2 separate regions of the Homo sapiens genome follow, and region 1 is linked to region 2. A link is a contact called in ENCODE Hi-C data. All regions are on one chromosome and are shown on one strand. Each heading gives the region's core, a stretch centred on a gene start or an enhancer-like site at or near the end of the contact. The rest is flanking DNA. Distances are from core to core; before and after follow the strand shown. Region 1 holds the start of LINC01232 (long intergenic non-protein coding RNA 1232). Region 2 overlaps STK24 (serine/threonine kinase 24).

Region 1 (5,378 bases), core at 2,277-4,776, 1.0 Mb before region 2:
CAGCTTAAAAAAATCAAACTTAATAAATAAGCCTATTTATAGATTGTAAACGTTTGTTGAACGATTATTTGAATTGTTGAAATCATTAAAGGTTTCAAAGAGATCCTCATCCCCCAAATGTTAAGTTTTAAATAAACTTAACGAAATAATTGTGTATGTATACTGTAAAGCCCTACACCATATAACCTAAAAGCAGGTTACTTTATTTACGCCTCTTTTACTAGCAATTAAACTGAAAACCTTGAGTGTGAATGTTGTAAGAGATCAAAGTTTTCAAGACTTGCCCTAGGAAAACACCAGTTTCTCCCACCATTTGCCCCTTTTAAGTGTTTAAAACCATCTCAGAGAAAATAGTGAGACCTCGTATCTTTTTTTGTGTATTAAAATCTTTTACACTTAAAACTCAGAAATCAAGTGCCTCAACCATTACAGCAACTCTTTATTAATGCACTTTGTGTGGCTCTGGGTGTTATACTCCACAAATAAGGAACCAACTTCTAATTGTGAAGCGAGATATCAAAGTCCTAGAAAGAACAAGCTCTCCTAACCAACTAGAAGGTTCCAGGAAAATGCAATTAAACAGGAAGCAATGAAGTTAAAAGCTAATGGAAACTGTTAACTAGGCTGAGTGTTGCTCACATGTAGGGAGTCGGTCACCCGCTTCCTCAGCGTACATGTTACAGGGCTGTGAGCGAACACTCACGCGTGGACCTGCATACATCCAACTCCAAAGCTCTGAGGCGTGAAGCCCAACTCCAAGGGCGCTCCACACGGTCCCTGTTCCAGGAAAACTGAATACAGCTGCTCGTGCCACTTGGCCCGCAAGACGGGAGGCGAGTCTGAGGCCCACTGCGTCCTCCAGAAACTACCCTTGCAAGGGCTGTTTCAGAGCCCCCCACCCACAGCCCAGCAGACCCCAAAAGCTTCTGGGGAAACTCAACCCCACCCGCTGCTACGCCCCCTTCCCTCGCTCCCACCCGAGGATCAGCTCCCCCGGATAGGGACGACTTCCCCTTCCAACAGTGCATCAGAGGGCTCGTCAGGCCTCACCCACCTTGCACTCGTCGCTCTTTTTTTCTTCGTCGCAGAAGTTGACGGGCGCCAGGCCGGGCAGGTAGAAAGCGCCGCTCCGGCGCGGGCCAGGAACCGCCCCCAGCAGGAGCAGCGACAGCAGCAACAGCCGCGGCCACCGAGGTGGAGACAACACCGGCAGCCTCGCGCTCATGATAGTTGTTTCGGGGAAAGGGCAATCAAACCTAGGGGGTCAAGAGGGAAGGAGGGGTGGGGAGTCTCGGAGACGACTACAAGGCCGCCAGAGATAAAGGAAGCCGGCCCCCAGAAGGCTAGTTCCGGTTGCGCTAGGAGACACCCCGGGTCCCGCAACAGAAACCGAAGCGGACCGCAACAGAGCATGCGCACCGCCGTCTGCACATGCTCAGTGAGAACGGTCGCAGGCACCAGGAGGAGTTTCCGGGAGGGAGCGGGGGCGAAATCCACTTTCCGGGTTTTCCGCGCGCCAGCTGAGGTGGTTGCTGGGAGAGGTGGTTGCTGGGAGAGCTGTTCCGGCGCTCACGTTCCAATTCCAAATTACAAATTCCGATCTAGAGCTCCCACGCTTGGGGGCTGTGGAGCGCTCGCCAGCCGCTCCCCGTTTGCTGCTGGGTCTTACGAAGTTCTCATATCCATCATACAGTTTCTTTGTCACACTGTCCGCGGCACGCCAGTCCCTATGACAGAAAGCACCTGCGGTCTGTCTGGAGGCGGAGTTGGTGGCGGAGAGAAAAAGTTCTGGAGACACCTGGTTGGGAGCAGGCTAAGGAAACAAATGGGGAGGAATTAGCCACAAATCCTCAAATAGACAGCTACTCAAAGGCATCTTCACGGACAATTTCCAAGCATTGGATGCAGTGGTGCATTCTTGCATTGGGCAGTGATTGTGTGCACACATCTCTTTAAGGGAGAGTGGAAATGGGGTGAGGAGGAAAATGGGAGTAGGATAGAGTGTAGCGTTGACATTTATTTTCTTTAAAGGAAGACCCGAGCATACCTGAGAGCTCAGTGAAGAAAGTAGTTCTGGCGAATCGGATTAATATGGTATGATCAGCCTTTAGCAAGATTCTATCACTTTTCCCACTGATGATGTGAGACGGTGTCCGCGTGTGTAAGTGCACACACGTGTGTGTGTGTGTGTGTTGCATCTTCTGAGTATTTTTCAAGGAGAAGCTTTTTAGTGATCTGAAAAAGTCAATTCAGTTAGCCACTAGAGTTCAATCAAAAACTTCGGAAGAGTGCATCATCTTAAAGTACATAAGAGAGAATCATGACCTCCAGCTCAGAATTCAAGAATAGGCAGGTTTGTGAAATAGTAAGCTCAGAAAGTTGAGGGCCAGTGAACTCCTATTTCAAGTTCTTGCGGGTGTTTGTACTTTTTTCCCAGGTAAGGTTTATAACTTTCATCAGATTTTCAAAGGGACCTAGGACCCTGCAAATTGATCCATATAGTGGGGTAGCCAAGTTAATCAAGAGAACTGGGAAGTAGAAAAGAACGTTCATCTTAAGGTTGTTGTGAAGATTAAATCAAAAATGGAGGGAAAGTGCTGAGCACATAGCTTGGCCCAAGGAATGGCACTTTTTTTTTTTTTTTTGATAACAAAAACTAATCTGGTAGGGCCTGAGCAGAAAATTGTGCCTAGGTGGCTTCCCTTTCATGTCCTCTCCCTCAAATAAATCAACATATTCGCTGAACTTTGGGATAGGGAAAAATTGTAAAATATTCTGTATTTGGAAGTCATGGAGATTTCCAATATAACAAAAGGAAGCAGACGTTTTCTCCAAATATTAAGAGGAGGAAACAAAAATTAACATTTTTGCTCACTATCTTCTTTTCCTAGCACCACTGAAACTTGACCTTCGGCCGGCGCGGTGGCTCACGCCTGTAATCCCAGCACTTTGGGAGGCCGAGATGGGCGGATCACGAGGTCAGAAGATCGAGACCATCCTGGCTAACACGGTGAAACCCCGTCTCTACTAAAAATACAAAAAAATTAGCCGAGCGTGGTGGCGGGCTCCTGTAGTCCCAGCTACTTGGGAGGCTGAGGCAGGAGAATGGCGTGAACCCGGGAGGCGGAGCTTGCGGTAAGCCGAGATCGCGCCACTGCACTCCAGCCTGGGCGACTGAGCACGACTCCGTCTCAAAAAAAAAAAAAAAAAAACAAAAAAAAAACTTGACCTTCATTATATCTCACTGCCCTCATCCCAAACATTTCCTCTCCCAGTTTTCCAGGAAACGGCATCGCTGCCCATCTCTTTTCAGGCCCCAACCCTGGAGAAGAACCTAAATTTCTCATTTCCTCACTACCTACCTCCAGTCCTTCAGCAGGTCCCGTTGGTTGGGCTGCTAAACTATGGGCTAAATCCTTTCAGTACTTTCCATGCCCACAGCTACCACTCTGGTCCAAGCCAAATTCTTAGTTCCCCTGGACTTCTTACTGCAGTAGCCTCTCAGCTTCCACTCTTGGCAAAATCAATTTTATAAAACCTTGAAATCCCTTAATACCACTCGTCTGCTTAAACCTCGGCATCCCACATTTACCACTATCAGGAAGGATCACGTTTGTTTGTTTGCTGTCTCATTCCCCCATTTATATGTGAATTCCACGGGTAAGGGCCTGCTCCTACATCCCACACCTCTACATCCACAGAGCCTAGAGACCGCAGGCGCGGGGAAAGCACTCCACGACCATCACTGGCCAGGCCACAAGAGTGCTGGATCTAAATTTGGAACCGGACTTTCAGAGCTGAAATAAACCTGAGGTTTTCCAGGGGCTTTTAACCTCCTTTTACAGCCAAGGATGCGCCTAAGAAAGGGGAGAGGCTTCCGTGACTTCCTGCAGTAACGCAGCCACTAGAGATTGAGACTACAACGACTTGGGAGTCTAAAAGTCTGCAACCTTTTCCACTCCAGAGCTCAATGTTTCCTCAATCCCCCGGGATCGGCATCAGCAAAAACCCGGAGAAGCGGAGCCTTTCTCAAAGAAAATGACCTCCAGACTCATGCTACCATCTCGACCGGTGCAAGTATCACGCATGCGCAGGGCCGGCCGCCCGGCCGCACCTCGCCAACTCCTACTCGGACACGTCATCTAGGTCGGCCTGGGTCTGGTGGGAGGGGCCGGGGGCGGGGCTCGTACGCGGGGCGAAGTGGTCCCCCTACTTCCGGATCCGGCCTCACCTGGCCAACGCCTCATTCGGGGTTCCTTGGTTACGTGGCTGCGGTGTCTACCCGGTGCTGGGGCGTGGCGGAGAGAGACCGCCCCGCCCTCCACGCAGGCCACAAAATGGAGGCCCTGCCCTGTGGGCTTTTGTGGCCTGGGCGCTGTCGTGCCGAAAGACGAAAGTGACAATTCCAGTTGCAAACTGGAAAGAAATGGAGTTTTTCCTTCATTCTCCCCATGATCGTGACGGTCCTTTTCTCAAAGTACTAATACTTTTAATGGGACTGTAAAACTTGAGGGATATGACTCTCTCCTCTCCTCTGCTTCAGATTGCATTTGCCAACTCTGATTTACCGCCAATACTATGGTGCTGTCATATTCATAGAGACAGAAAGTAGAGCAGTGGTTGTAGAGAGAGTCTGCAGAAGGAGGGATGGGGATTTACTGTTTAATGGCATACGGTTTCAGTATGGGTTGGTGAAAAAGTTGGGATGAATGGTGATGACTGCACAACAATGCAAATATGCTAATGTCACAGAAGTGTACACTTAAAAATGGTTAGACGGTAAGTTTTCTATTATGTATATTTTACCACAATTTTTTTTTAAATGCAACAGAGTCTCGCTGTTGCCTAGGCTGGAGTGCAGTGGCAGGATCTCAGCTCACTGCAACCTCCGCCTTCCAGGTTCAAGCGATTCTTGTGCCTCAGCCTCCCAAGTAACTGGGATTACAGGTGCCAGCCACCACGCCCAGCTAATTTTTGTATGTTTAGTAGAGATGGGGTTTCACCATGTTGGCCAGGCTAGGCTGTTCTCGAACTCCTGAACTCAGGTGATCCGCCTGCCTTGGTCTCCCCCAGTGCCGAGATTACACGCGTGAGCCACCACGCCGGGCCCCACAGTTTTTTGTTTTTGTCTTTTAAATTTTTTTTAACAGCATTTGTGTCTTTTTTTCTTTTTCTTTTGTTTTTGAAACAGAATCTCACTCTGTCACCAAGCTGGAGTGCAGTGGCGCCATCTTGGCTCACTGCAACCTCTGACTCCCTGGTTCAAGCAATTCTCCTGCCTCAGCCTCTCCAGTAGCTGGGGTTACAGGCACGCACCACCCCGCCCAGCTAATTTTTGTATTTTTAGTAGAGATGGGGTTTCACCATATTGGCCAGGG
Region 2 (5,195 bases), core at 1,926-4,425:
CCACCTTTTCCGCTCTCCAGGTGCTTTTTAACTTTTAAAAAATGCAAATTTGGGATTTCAGGTGGAGACTAGAGACAGTATTATTAAGAGCCATGAATATAAAATAGAAAATAGGTACACATTTTATTTTGAATGCACATATTTGAGTGTGTGCTCAGTCCGTTGATTTAAAAAAATTTAAAATAAAATGGTAAATGGAAATTAAGTGTCTATATGATCCCAAGGCCGCTGGGCTCTTGGAATATAGCTTGAAAACTACTCAAGTCAGTCATCTCTCAAGTTCCAGCCGCCTTGCCTGTAGGGTGCCCTGACTTAGAAGAGCATAAGAAGTATCACACAGTCCAAGACACCCTAACTTAAATGCAGTCTGTCTTTGTAGCCCGGGGAGGGAAACCATTTTTCATTCAGCATAGAGTTGTGTGCCTCCCGCGTGTCAGGGGCTGCTCTGGCCATTGGGGATTATTGCCGTTGGACACAGCAGCGGAAAGTCCTGCTCTTGGGGAGTTCTGGTGGGGAGGTCTGTCAATTACACCGTTTGTTAGAAGGTTCCTTCCTTACAAGGAAAACAATGCAGGCGAGGGAGGTGAATGGGGGAGCTGGAGTGAGGATGAGCCACAGAGGGCCTGAGACCAGAAGGTTTTAGCTGATTAAAAGATCAGCCAGTGTTGCCAGAGAATCCGAGGGACAACCTTGGAATCTAATTACAAAGGGACAATGCTACATAAACCAGTCACTTAATCAGGCAGAGATGTTTGACGGACTTAAAAAATGAGTACACGACATGGGTTTTAAGAAATGAGATGGCATATTCATTAATGTTTAGGCCAAGTTGCCATCATAGCAGCTCTAAAACAGTGTCTCACAAAAGATAGAAATTTATTTCTCCCCCTGCACATGGGGTCAGTGGCTCTGGTCCATACCGTCACGGTCTGTGCTGGTGGGTGGCTTCAGCATCTGGAGCCCCAGGCTTCCCTTGGTCTTCAGCCATTGTCCTCTCCCACTGCCAGTGCTTCAGGGCCAAGACCAAGCAGGGGCATGGGGCACATTTGCTCCTGTCTGACCCACTGGCGAGGTCTTAGTCACCTGACCACAGGCTGCTGCTCAGAGTCTGGGAAATGTGGTTTCTTGTTGTGGCTGAGTGCCCCGGCCAATAGTCCCTGTTACAGAGCTTCGAAGCAGGGGAGGACAGGCTCGGGGAGGGGGAGTTAGAAGTCACACAGAGGTGGGATGTGGTCTAGGTTTTTTTCCTGGGTCCTATTTGAAGAGTCTGCAAGTGCCTGAATGATGGAGAGCATGGTCGCAATGGCGAACACCAGCTGCTGACTTGGAGAGCTTGGCCTGGTCCGAGCTGCTCATGAGGCACTCTGGGGGGTAGACAGCAGCCGAATACCCTTTATAGTGAATTTTGACGCAGAAAGGATTTCCCCCCAAGTAAGGAGAGTTTTATCTCTTTTTCTCCCCTTCCTCCTCGTTCCCCATGGGCATATAAGTCAATGATGGATGGTGTTCAGGGCAGATTTAAAAGGGCAGAACCATGCAGACAGTCATCACAGAGCCAGCCCTTAATTATCCAGGGGAGGATTTTCCATGAGTGTTCCTCACCTCTTCCTCTTAGCGCCCTTTGGGAATGACAGCAGGCCGCTCTGCCGTTGCTTTTGGGAGACTTGGTAATGGAAGGGAGGTGGTTAAGTCCAGATCTAACCACAGGTATTGATCGTCGGCTTGGGCACAGACTTGGTGAAGGAGGAGATGGGAGATGGGACCCGACTCTAATGTGACTTTTTTTTTTTTTTTTTGAGACGGAATCTTGCTCTGTCACCCAGGCTGGAGTGCAATGGTGCGATCTTGGCTCATTGCAACCTCTGCCTCCTGGGTTCAAGCGATTCTCCTGCCTCAGCCTCCCAAGTAGCTGGGATTACAAGCATGTGCCATCATGCCCGGCTAATTTTTCTGTGTTTTTAGTAGAGATGGGGTTTCACCATGTTGGCCAGGCTGGTCTCGAACTCCCGACCTCAAGGTGATCCACCCGCCTCGGCCTCCCAAAGTGCTGGGATTACAGGCATGAGCCACCGCGCCTGGCCTCTAACATGACTTTGATCTTTGGTCGACTGGATTCTCCTGCACTCCAGCATTATGAACAAAAGCAAACACTCCGGCATCTCTATCCTCCTCCCCACTGTCCACCCAGGTGATGAGAAAAGTCTGTGTTCCTCATTTTGAAAATTAAAATTTCTACATTCTATGAACACTGAAAAATAGATGTGGAGAAAGCTGACTTAAGGCATAGTTTTCCTGATTGTGTTCTTTAGAATAGTAGTTTTGATATGCATTTCTTATAAATAAGACTTTTGTTCAGGTAACTGGGAAAAAACTACTTTCTGGGGAACAGAGTCTGTGGCGTAATGCCTTAGTCTGAGGTAACTTTTGGACAATATCTTAATTGGAATTTGGGACAATTTCTGGCAGGCGATGGAGATGGGCATTTTGACCTTCTCTGAGCATATGTGTGCGGTCAAACTAAAAGCGACAAGTGCATTCTCTGCACCTGGGTCCTGGGTGGAGAAGGCCAGGGGTGGCTGGATTCCAGGTGTGTCTGCTGCCAGGCAGGCCAGAGTCCCAGCGAGGCCAGTGTGTGAGGAGAGGCCACCTCTGAGAGTGGCCCTGACCCTGGGATTGCTGTGTAGACCAGGGCAGGCCTGCGAGCCAAGGCAGCACAGCTCACCCATGGGCCGGAAAGCAGGGCCAGGTATGAGTCAGGCTGTGGTTTCGGTGACAAGGGCTGTCTCGGTTGCCCCCACACTGCACCCCACAAGTACTTCCGGATGTGGAACAGGATGTGAAGGAGCTGAGGCACGCAAGGACTGTCGGGCTCTGTCCCAGAGATGTGCACGCCTGAGTCGGATGCTTCCTGTGGAGGAGCGCCCTAGTTTTCATCCCCTTTGGCTTAAAGCACATTTCTTATCTTTTTAAAACTAAGTGAAAGGCCCCAGATTGTATCTTCCTGTTGGCTAAAATGTGTGGGTGTGGGCTGTGAAGACATTCACTGTCAAGTCTGAAAACCAAGAATGGGGGACCATGATTTGGGGGAACCCTACCTGCATCGATTAGACATCTGCCCTCTGTCTGGCTCCGTTTCTGTGGTTCCGGGGAGCACTGGTGGCTTTGCTGCTGTCATCTGTGGAATTACTGTTTGTGACTGACTGCCCCACTCTGCAGGGGGCGGGGGGGGGCTTCCCGTCTGGTTTGAAGTGAGCCTTTGTTAGCCTGGTTTTCCTTTCCTTTTAAATGGAGATGTGGATACCTGACATTTCTTCCTTTCATCTGATATAGTTGTGGATATAAAGGAGTCAATAGGAACAATTATTTTGAGTTTCTGAGAATAAAAGCTTTCAGAGGTAATTATTATCTTAGGGATAATATAATAGTTATTATTATTATATAATATCTATTATATAACAAATCCCAAACTATTAGGATTTAAGCTCTTTCAGCTGCATTCCCCCAAGTTGGGGAGCTTTAACTGCAGATTTAAAAAATTCTAATACAAGGATATCCTCAGAGGCGCCTGGCTCCTAGGCCTTCTTTCCTGGGTGTTTTTGGGTACCAGGGGTGAGCCTTCTGGTAAGGGAACCACATATGTTAGGACAGATCCTGGCTGCTCTGTCTCTTGGCTGTTCGTTTCCTGGAGTGAAATCCCCAGCCTGTACCCCGCCCCTGCCATGGCCAGAGGGGCACCCTGAGGTCAGCTGCAGGCGCAGGCCGGGTCGTGGGCTTCCTCATTGGCTCAGCCTGCGCCCCGCCCCTGCCATGGCCAGGGGGTCGCCCTGTGGTCAGCTGCAGGCGCAGGCGGGGCTGCGGGCTTCCTCATTGGCTCCTCTTTGCTTCTCTGCTGGCTTGGCTTCATTGAGCAAAGCCATTTTCTCGGGCCCTTTGTTTTTTTAAGGGTCCCTCAGTGGACTGTAATTGTTAGGGCAAAATCATGTGTTTTAAGTGAAGAAGATTTCAGGTTTTAATTACCCTTGTCCATTAACATGGATAGTGTTTCTGTTTTATCTCAAACTTTTCATAAGATAATCATTTAAGTAACTTTAAGAATTTTTTTCTCTTCTTAGTTAGAACCTGGCCCATTAGATGAAACCCAGATCGCTACTATATTAAGAGAAATACTGAAAGGACTCGATTATCTCCATTCGGAGAAGAAAATCCACAGAGACATTAAAGGTAAGAGGACATCCGTTTTCATTCCTTTGAAATACTGAAGGTGGTGGTGGGGTTGCCCTGAAGACTTCTCAAGGGAAGGTGCTGGCGCCCATTTGTCCTGCACGTTTGCCTTGCCTGGGCTGGGCTGGCTTTGAGGGGGTCTGACAAAAAGTGTAGCCCCGGTGCCTGTGCTCGGTGGGTTCGCCACCCAGCCAGGGAGAAGACGCGCTTGTGGCAGTGCACGGAGTTGTAAGTCCGCACCGCCCAGGGCCGCCTTGGCTTTCTTTTGCAGCGGCCAACGTCCTGCTGTCTGAGCATGGCGAGGTGAAGCTGGCGGACTTTGGCGTGGCTGGCCAGCTGACAGACACCCAGATCAAAAGGAACACCTTCGTGGGCACCCCATTCTGGATGGCACCCGAGGTCATCAAACAGTCGGCCTATGACTCGAAGGTGAGGGGAGGGTGAGGGCGGCGCCGTGCCTCACGAGGCCTGGAGGGCTCCCGCCTTTTGTTCTTTAGCCTGGTAGCTTTTCTAAGTTGGAACGAAGCTGGTACCTTGAGGTAGGTCATAAAGGTAATTCTTCAACCTTGGTTATGAACAGTTTTCTCCTCTGTCTCCTGCTGTATCATTTAATACCCTGTGCTGATCCAGCCCACCATGATCGAGGTTTTTAACTCAGGCTATGTTTGTTTGGTGGCAGCGGGGACACAGGATGGAGCGGGTTTGGAGGGGGGTGGGAGGAACTGAAGGGCCATGGTGGTGAGGGGTGGAGGCGTGTGCGGTTGCAGAGGGGCTCCACCTGCTGTCTGGGCACAGCTGGGGGTCGAAGTGCAAGTGCGTGGAATCGGCAACCTTGAAGGGGCCTGTAGAGAAAGGGGCTCCCACAAGAGAAAGGGAGTCCACGGAAGCGTGAGAATGGAGGAAGAACAGTGCTTTGAGTGACTGCTGCAGGGTCTTCCTATTATTTTTAGTTCTGAGGATTCTCGTTCCCAGCC

Evidence for each region. Hi-C counts contacts between places; a loop is a spot of excess contacts on that map. Pooled maps may share reads with other maps.
Region 1: a map of CD8-positive, alpha-beta T cell shows a loop between it and region 2 (10-fold over the local background). The contact joins the promoter of LINC01232 here to the enhancer-like site in region 2. A Hi-C loop is called at or near these places in 2 of 168 maps with a recorded cell type or tissue (CD4-positive, alpha-beta memory T cell and CD8-positive, alpha-beta T cell) and 9 of 50 pooled maps.

Annotation. Positions count from the first base shown.
Region 1 is chr13:99,497,454-99,502,831 of GRCh38, reverse strand. It overlaps LINC01232 (long intergenic non-protein coding RNA 1232), which reads left to right and starts at 3,526. Exons shown (of 5, transcript NR_110731.1): 1 at 3,526-4,146. It overlaps LINC00449 (long intergenic non-protein coding RNA 449), which reads left to right and starts at 1,769. Exons shown (of 2, transcript NR_133664.1): 1 at 1,769-2,437; 2 at 2,892-3,109. TM9SF2 (transmembrane 9 superfamily member 2) reads right to left here and starts at 1,360. Exons shown (of 17, transcript NM_004800.3): 1 at 1,055-1,360. The coding sequence starts at 1,225. RefSeq lists enhancers at 980-1,568, 1,475-1,654, 3,933-4,052, 4,063-4,272.
Region 2 is chr13:98,474,276-98,479,470 of GRCh38, reverse strand. STK24 (serine/threonine kinase 24) reads left to right here. Exons shown (of 11, transcript NM_001032296.4): 4 at 4,113-4,221; 5 at 4,493-4,650. Among named protein-coding and RNA genes, the nearest start is that of FARP1-AS1, 41 kb to the right of the region's middle. RefSeq lists enhancers at 1,942-2,236, 2,443-2,662, 2,813-2,962, 2,973-3,072, 2,114-3,313 and 1 more. Within about 2 kb of position 3,175, at least 31 of the 41 ENCODE cell types and tissues checked have a DNase peak (open chromatin) inside an H3K27ac peak, as active enhancers do; they include CD8-positive, alpha-beta T cell, where a contact is called at or near this core.